3 separate regions of the Mus musculus genome follow, and regions 1 and 2 are each linked to region 3. The links are chromatin contacts, found by POLR2A ChIA-PET in ENCODE. All regions are on one chromosome and are shown on one strand. The core of a region is the stretch at or near the end of the contact, and the rest is flanking DNA. Distances in the headings are between cores, read along the strand shown.

Region 1 (2,700 bases), core at 57-2,556, 140 kb after region 3:
TGTATGCTATGAATATCTGGAGTCTAGCGCATGCCAGAGGCATGCTATGAATGAATATGTGGTAAGCTGCAGGTGTGACAAGATGTACCCTAGGACACACTGGGTGTGTCACAGCTATACCTGGTTTAAAAAAAAAAAAATCCCATCAAAGCCAACGGACTCAAAGTTCCAGAAAGCCAGGAATTTGAGAACTGGGGAAGAAAAGCAGCTGACCTTGACTTCAGACACCAATCCCTATCCCAGACACCCTACGGGTGCAAAAGAAGACAAAAGACCCAGAAATTCCAAAACCAGTTTGTCTAAGGAAAACAGCTAACTTATCTAGAATGCTCTTAACAAGCACCCTTTCCCTACCCTTAGCTACAAAAACCCCAGTCTAAAGCGAGTGGCCTATTGTCTTGAACTAACTGTGGTCATTGAGTGACTAGATCCTGTGCCCTGATCATCAAATGGCCAGAATTTAACAGCCACGTCTCTGGAACAAGCCTGCTTTAGTTGTTTGAGGTTGACTAAGTCATTTTTTTTCCCTACAAACGTAATTCTTATTCATCCTTACATCTGGGGTGAGCAACAGGGGAACTCGAGTGTATTGTGGATATGCCAGGGGTGAGCTGAATATACGTATATGGTTGTCCTGGATATTCTCAATGTGTAAACCCGGTGTGCCAAGGGTATATCGAAAAAATGAGAGATAGGTGTATCAAGGGCGTACTCGGGGTGAGCAGCGGGTATGCCAAGGGTGTGCTCAGGATGAGCCATAGGTATGCCATGCATGTCAGCTTTAGTGAAATATGGTTGTGTAGTTCGTATGCCACCATAGTGTACTCTGGGTAATCCACAGGTGGACCCCGGGTCACAGAAGGTGTGATATGGTTGTATACAGGGGCGTATCCCAGTGTGTGCCTCAGGTATATCACTGGAATACAGAGACGAGCTTCGGGACAGCCGCCGGGATACCCGAAGTGCCCCCACGCCCAACCGGAAGACACCCCCCCCACCCCTCGCTCTCCAACTCCGGCGCAGAAATCCGGGCTAGTGGGCTTAAGCCACCAGGTTCCGGAATAACAAGGTGACAATCAGAGGAGTTGCAGAGCCAGCCCAGACAGCCTCTCATCGTGACAGCATGAGACCACACTGTCCCTGCGATCGCGTAGCCCCGCCCGCCTCACCTGGCCGCACGGCCGCCATTTTGCCGCTGGGTCCGCCACAATCCCAGCAGCCTCTTGGCCGCACCCTCCCGCCATCTTCGCTCCTCCCGCCGCGCGGTGCAGCGAGCGTCCGACAGCGGCCGAGGCCCGATTCTCCCGTCCGGCAATACTCGGGAGCTTTCGGATAGAAGGAGGCGGGCACTGAGGCTCCGGAGAACTCGGCTCGGAGGTATTCGGCGGAGTTCGGCGAGGCCTCGTGTGGGTTCGGCTTTCGCCGCCCCGAGAGGGGGTTGGAGAAATCCCGTGGCGCCAGGGTCTGTCTGCGAACCCAGACTTCGTTGGAAGCAGGGGAGAAACTGCCCAGAGCCGGCCAGCTCTATCGGTCGGTGACCACAGTCAGATCCGCTTCTTAGACAGCGAGCAAGAAACGCTCGTAAGCTTTCGGGAAGCTTCGGGACCATTCGTATTATCTAGATTCTGCGCTTCGGGAAACTTCGGAGCTGCTCGGTTCTACACTCGGGCCATCAGCTCGGCTCTGCGGGCAGCTTCGGCTCGGTTCGGCGGGCGTCAGACTGCCTCTTCGGTCGCTGCTCGGGCGGTGGCTTCGGGCGGCCTCGGCCCAACTCGGGCGGCCTCTTCGGGCCCCGCTTCGGGCTCGGTGCCTGGCGCTTCGGGCGGTCCCGGACAGCGCCTTCGGGCGGACTCGGTGGAGTCCGTATGGAGGACTCGGACTCGGCGGCAAAACAGCTGGGCCTGGCCGAGGCGGCAGCTGTGGCGGCCGCTGCCGCGGTGGCGGCGGCCGCCGCGGCCGCAGCGGAAAGCGAGGCGGAGGAGCCGGTGTTAAGCAGAGACGAGGACTCGGAGGAGGACGCAGACTCCGAGGCGGAGCGCGAGACGCGGCGGGTCACCGCTGTGGCGGTGATGGCGGCCGAATCTGGGCACATGGATATGGGTACCGAGGCTCTGCCCAGCCCCGATGAGGCCGCCGCCGCCGCCGCCGCCTTCGCAGGCAAGTGCGCCCGCCGGCCTCGCGCCTCACCGGGTTCCCGCGTGCAAGCTCTGAACACATGCACCAGGCACAGGCCACTTTCCATATGCTTTGTGCATCTGTCATGCACATCTGTCTTCCAGGGAAGGCTCTCTTCCACCTGTCCTGCACACCTGCCCAGCACCTGCCCTGCCAGTGCACCTCACAGTGACCTGCACGCCTGCCCTGCCTCTGTCCATGCCCCTGCACCTGACACCTGCCCCCCATACATGCTCTGTACCACCTGTGCACTTCACACCTGCCCGTGCACTCACAATGCCCTGAACACCTACTCTGCACCTGCCCATGCATCTCACAATGACTTGCACCCTTGCTCTTTCCCTGCCCTGCATCTCACAGTGCCCTGCATGCCCATCTTGCACACACACATGCACACGCACAGCACACTCTCACTCCTCTAGCCTTGCTCTGCACTGTATACAGACGTGTCTCCCTTGTGTGAGTGTGCCTCTCTGTTCTTTGTCTGTTTTACCCTTTGGAACTTTCTCAGTACCTACCACCTGC
Region 2 (2,700 bases), core at 132-2,631, 250 kb after region 3:
CGGCCTGGTATCGCCGATGGCTTTGGGGGGAGGCTGGCACGAACTGGGCATCGTTCTGGGGGTGGACAGTTGTCTGAGGAGGGCCTTCCAGACAGGCTAGGCCCTGTCCGCCTCAGGACAAACTGAACATCATTGGCAAACTGTCCACAAGTGGCCTGGGCTCCCACTGGACACTCCTGTGGCAGCAGCTGTCGTTCCTTCTCCCTAAGACGCTGCACAAGGACAAATCGACCTGTCTGGCCTGTGGAGGAGAGACGGGTTCAGCCTATGTCCCCCCCTCTATCTACTGGCTTGAAGAATAGAGCAATCAACCCCACCCTCCATGGAAGGGAAGATGCTGTTAGACCACAGCCCCACCAGTTTGGTTTCCTTGTCCCCAAGAAACTCACCTATAGCTTGGGCCAGCGCAATGACCACTTCTTGGCAGGTGGTCTGTTCTGAGACCCCACAGACCACCCTCTGGATGCCGTCCACCCAGACCTTCAGCTCCATGGCCACAAGCTCCAAGACCATCCCTGTCCTGTGGGGAGGGCACAGGCCATGAGATCAGGTCAGGTCTCCCTCTACCAAAGCCTGGCCCTCTTCTCTTGGCTTGCCACAACAACTGGCTCAGGACTGTGGCCTTCAGCCCTGCCCTCCTGTGCCCAGCCCCACCCGCAGGCCACACATTCCTGGAGTGGCTGGGGAACTAGTTTGGCCCTCATGAGCATTTTGAGGCGTCCCCTCCTTCACCAGCCTTCTCTTGCCCCACCCACCCCACTCCACTCCAGGAACGGGGTGAATCATTAACCAGGTCCAGGTTTTCCTGTCCCCCGGTCACCAGGCTCAAAGGCCACTACCCTTTTCACGCGGGCGACCGTCCCCAGGCACATAGTAATGACTATATGCAAATACAACGCCGGCCTCAGTCATGGAAACGCCCCCCCAGGGAGGGAACAGTCTTGGGCCTGGGAGAAGCTGAGAGTCACAACTCAGACAGACCTCCATCTCCGAACCGACCCCAGACCTGAGGAGCGCCCTCTGCCCCACGCCAGTCCCCGGTCCGCCTCTGCAGTCCCTCCCGTCCAGCCAGAGCTCTGGGTTCTGGTGGTCCCGCCCCACTGGGGGGGGTGGGCACAGCCCGCCTCACGGCAGATCCCCGGCAGCGCGGGATCCAGACGTCCCACTCTGCAGCGGACAGACGCAGGTGCAGCACGGCCACCACGCGTCCCTTCACCCAGATTCGCTTCTCCTCGGTCGAAGACGGCTCCCTGATGCCGCGCCCAGTGCTCAGGAGTCTCGAGAACCCGGCACAGCTCACCTGGGTACTTGCTGGCCTTCGGGACTTGGGCGCTTCGGTGCCGCCTCAACCTGCTGTCCCAGCGCCGCGGCGCGCCCAACCTCACGGCCTCATTGGCTCCCGGTCTTCACGCCCCGCCCCACAGCATCCCATTAGCTCGGAGGCGTGTGTCTCCCGCCCCATGCCCACTCCCATTGGCGACCCTTCTCCCACCACGCCCCATTGGCTCGTTACTCGGTCCCGCCCCGGAGGCAACCAGGTGTGGGCGGGGCCCTGAGTTAGGTAGTGGCCGGACGGAGTCGCCCCAGATGCTCACCTCTGTTAATCAATGCGGAAGCGCGTCTGCTGCTGCGTTAGCTCTGGGCTGATTGGCCCAAGTGAGGTGTGCTCCCAGCTCAGACTTCCTCAGCCGACTTTCAAAGTGCTGGTCTCCGCCCACAGAGAGGGCTCCTGACTGGAATCCTGCAACCCTGACGTGCACCCCATCTCAACAATCGCTCTAGGCCTTTTCAGCCCTGCTCCCTAAGGAATCTGTGGCTGAGGACACCGGGAAGAAAGGCCATGAACACTCCCGCCCACCTCGTTCCATTCCGGGCTGCTACCCGAGGGAGGTGGAGTTTAGTGGGCCCTGCACCCTGGTGGGGGAGGGGGTCGTCCCTGAGGCTGACTGGGACAAAGACCCTGGGATCTTTGTCTGAAGCTCCATCCTCTCCCCTCCCCCAACGGATCCAGCGTCCTCCACAGCAGTCCTCCTCTCCCTGAAGCGGGAGGGGGGCGGGGGGCTAATGGCTTCTCTGCTGCCCTGGTGGGGCTCTGTCTGCTCTGCCCCATCGCAATGCTGTGGGAGGAGATTCCCAAGCCCTTGTGGCCATAAGGAAGCAGATGGAAGTATGAGGCTGACAAGGTAGAAGGAACCTTCTGGGCCTCTCTTCTGATCTGAGGCAGAAGCAAGGTCCTTCAGGGTTCACTAGTGGAACTACCATTGGGGAGAGCCCAGAGGTGTGGAGATAAACACAGGAAGGCTTCCAAGAGTTAGGTAGAAGGCTATCAGACACAGCTTCACTTGTTGGCTAGAGTTAGCACAGCCTCTCCAGTCTCTTATCACCATCCTTGACTGCCCCTTAAATCAACTCACTTCCCTAGGACCATTTACATACTCAAGACACCTATACATACTTCTCTCTCTCTCTCTCTCTCTCTCTCTCTCTCTCACACACACACACACACACACACACACACACACACACACCACACTGAATTTACTCATAGGACACCATTGTTTTCCAGTACCAGCCTATCACCACTGGCTAGGGACAGGTAGTTCCCTGGGCCTCCTTGGCTTAGCTGGGTGGGTAGGAATCTGGTTTACAGATCCAGACCATATTGGTACAGAATGCACTCGTGGTCCTGGGCCGGGTCTC
Region 3 (2,700 bases), core at 61-2,560:
CACACTATTGTCTGACTGAGGACAGTGTACAGACCTCGGCTGACGCAGGTCAGATTCCCAGACACACACCTAAGCAGAACTGTTAGCCAGGGGCCTTGAGGCTCTGCCCAGGCACCAGCTCTCACCTCTCAAGTCAGGACCAGCAGGTACAGGTCAAAAGTCACTCTCTGCCCTTCACCTAGCAGGTGGGATCTTGCCACTCCAACTACAGAAGCTTAAGCAGTGGTCAAAATGGTTCTCAGAGCCACCAGATCTGCAAGGAAGCATAACAGGCAGGCCTGCTGTTTTCTACTGGACGGCGGCAGGCCAAAGAACATGGCTGACCTGCCTGATCTAGGGAGGGACCAAATGCCTTCTCCAAGTGCCCCACCTTCCAGTCCCATCCATCACAGTCCCTCCCCCACCAAACAGCAGCGACCGCAAACTGAAGGAGGATGCATCGACTGTCCATTTTGGAAAGTGGGAGAGATTTCAGAGCTCTATTTGGAGATGGGACCCAAAAATGCATGCTGCCTCACTGAAAGCGGGCAATGACATAAAGAAGCCTGGCCACAATGCAAACCCCCGGGGCCAGGCTCTAAAAGCCCAGAATCTATGGGCTTTTAGACACATCCATCAACCTAAGCCAAGAGACAATCAGCAGACTGGATGTAAATTCTCTGTGAAAGTGCCGGTGTGAGAGCCTGGACCAGCCAGAAATAGCTCCTGCGGCCTGGACACAACCGCCCTACACTTAGCTCCTGGACCTGTCCTGGGCCTTCGGCACCCGCCCCACCGACCCGATTAAACACTGAAGTGGGCTGGGCGAGGAATCCCCGCGTCACAGAGATGAAGTCACCACCGCCCCTGCCGCCCTCCCCCGCCCCGTGCCAGTGGGCGGACCTGCGGTCTCAGGGGAGGGAACCGGTGTCCAGGGACAATGAATAGGGTGGTCAGACTTTTAAATTTCTGGGTTTCTGCACGAAAGAGACCGTCAGGCCTGCTCAAGAACCACAGAAGCTCTCTCCCTCACCCCTCCCCCTCCGGCCTTCTAACTGCCCGGCCCCGGCGTCGATCTTCCGGAAAGGAGTCTGCAACCCTGTCCTACCTCAGGCTCTGCCTCCTGGGCGTCCCTGAGGCCAGCTTGGAGACTAGGAACACCAGTGAGCGAGGAACTCAGGACACTGCTCCCCACACCCTCCGGCTATGCTTCACGGAGCACTCACCAACCACGCTTTGAAATACCAGCCCCGGCAGCCACGGTAGGAGCGATCACTCGGAGTACAGAGAACGCTCGGCCCGGGGCCTGCGAGGACACGCCCTGCGCGCGACCCCGCCCCGGGCGCAGCCCCGCCCACGGCCGGCCTGGGCAGGCAAGTCCTAACTGGTTTGGTGCTAAGGCGCGCGCCAGAGAGACCTGTGGGTCTGTAAAGTTAGTTTAAAGGTGCCCCGTTTGTCATCAAAAGCCCCAACTCGCCCAGAGACAGAGGAGCTAGACCAGAGGTAGAACCCAGGTGGGGAGCGAAGAGGTGGGGAAGGTGGCACCTAGCCCACCAGAGGTCCAGAACTGAGGTCAAGACCAGTTTCTCTAGTCTAAGCCGGGAGAACCACTCTAAAGCTGCAGGTTCTAGCGGCTGAAGAAATGCTAGAGGGGAAACTCCAGATACAGTGTGGAGGGTGCCAGAAGATTCCATAGAGACATGAGGGCCCTGCGAGAGGTGCCCAGTGTGGGTGGCATATGGTCTGGCTAGGAACTGTGCCAAAGGATGATGGATAAAGGACCTGGACCAGAAAGCTAGCTGACCACGGAGGTGAGGAGCGGGACCTTCCACGTGTGGACTAGCGTGGGAGCGGACACCTGTTGAAACCTGAGTCCTGGGAGCTTCAGCTGGGAGGAATGGGTGAGGGCTTGGTGAATATCCAGAATCACAGAACACACACAAGCACACAGGAACCCCCAGCTGCAGGAACGAAGGGGTTAATGTGCACCTGTAAACCCCTCCATGTCACCTTGTGCCATGGATACCAAGCATGAACCACAAATGCACCGTGGCTCCCAAACACACAAGAGCCAAGGAGTACACAGTATACAATGGCCTTTATTGGTCCTTCAGACAAAGATTAAGGAAGACAGGATAGCCGGGCGTGGTGGCACACGCGCCTTTAATCCCAGCACTCGGGAGGCAGAGGCAGGCGGATTTCTGAGTTCGAGGACAGCCTGGTCTACAGAATGAGTTCCAGGACAGCCAGGGCTACACAGAGAAACCCTGTCTCGAAACCCCCCCCCCCAAAAAAAAGGAAGACAGGATAAAGACTGAAGGACTGAAGGCCTTGACTACTCTGAGGTTAGCTCCTTCAGGCATGGGATGCCTTCTGGGTAGAGCCACACACTTAGCAAGTATCCGCCACCAAGACCAGTCCCTCCTAGGGGCAGTCCTCTGGATAGGGAAGTGAGTCACTCGGGGCTGGTCATCGGGCACTAGGAAGATGGCCAGAGCCTCGTCTGGGGGGCCGAGCCCAGCCACAGCAGCAGCAGCAGTAGATGGGTCCGGGCTTGTGGGCAATAGCTAGAGCCTTCCTGTGGCTACTGCCCAGCAGCTTGGTCTCACAGGCATCTCTCTCATCTCGAAGCCTCAGATTCAGCTCCCTAGAAAAGAGAGGTAGGAGACCGAGGAGGCTAAGATCTAGAGGAAAAAGTGCATGGGGGAGATGCCTTCCCTG

The links. ChIA-PET counts read pairs that join two places held with the same protein, here RNA polymerase II (POLR2A).
Region 1: POLR2A ChIA-PET joins it to region 3 with 25 read pairs in Patski. The contact joins the promoter of Tmem80 here to the promoter of Cd151 in region 3. POLR2A ChIA-PET finds 5 or more read pairs at or near these places in 3 of 5 experiments (Patski and embryonic stem cell).
Region 2: POLR2A ChIA-PET joins it to region 3 with 15 read pairs in Patski. The contact joins the promoter of Rassf7 here to the promoter of Cd151 in region 3. POLR2A ChIA-PET finds 5 or more read pairs at or near these places in 3 of 5 experiments (Patski and embryonic stem cell).

What each region holds. Positions count from the first base shown.
Region 1 is chr7:141,326,736-141,329,435 of GRCm38, reverse strand. Tmem80 (transmembrane protein 80) reads right to left here and starts at 1,306. Exons shown (of 6, transcript NM_001141950.1): 1 at 1,170-1,306. Deaf1 (DEAF1, transcription factor) reads left to right here and starts at 1,711. Exons shown (of 12, transcript NM_016874.3): 1 at 1,711-2,157. The coding sequence starts at 1,866.
Region 2 is chr7:141,214,541-141,217,240 of GRCm38, reverse strand. It overlaps Rassf7 (Ras association (RalGDS/AF-6) domain family (N-terminal) member 7), which reads right to left and starts at 1,381. Exons shown (of 6, transcript NM_025886.3): 1 at 1,301-1,381; 2 at 390-520; 3 at 1-241. The coding sequence starts at 513. It also overlaps a transcript of Lmntd2 not described here.
Region 3 is chr7:141,465,972-141,468,671 of GRCm38, reverse strand. Cd151 (CD151 antigen) reads right to left here and starts at 1,310. Exons shown (of 8, transcript NM_001111049.1): 1 at 1,206-1,310; 2 at 126-253. Cracr2b (calcium release activated channel regulator 2B) reads right to left here. Exons shown (of 10, transcript NM_001025103.2): 10 at 2,070-2,626. The coding sequence ends at 2,449. Gm10575 (predicted gene 10575) reads left to right here and starts at 901. Exons shown (of 2, transcript NR_152219.1): 1 at 901-1,790.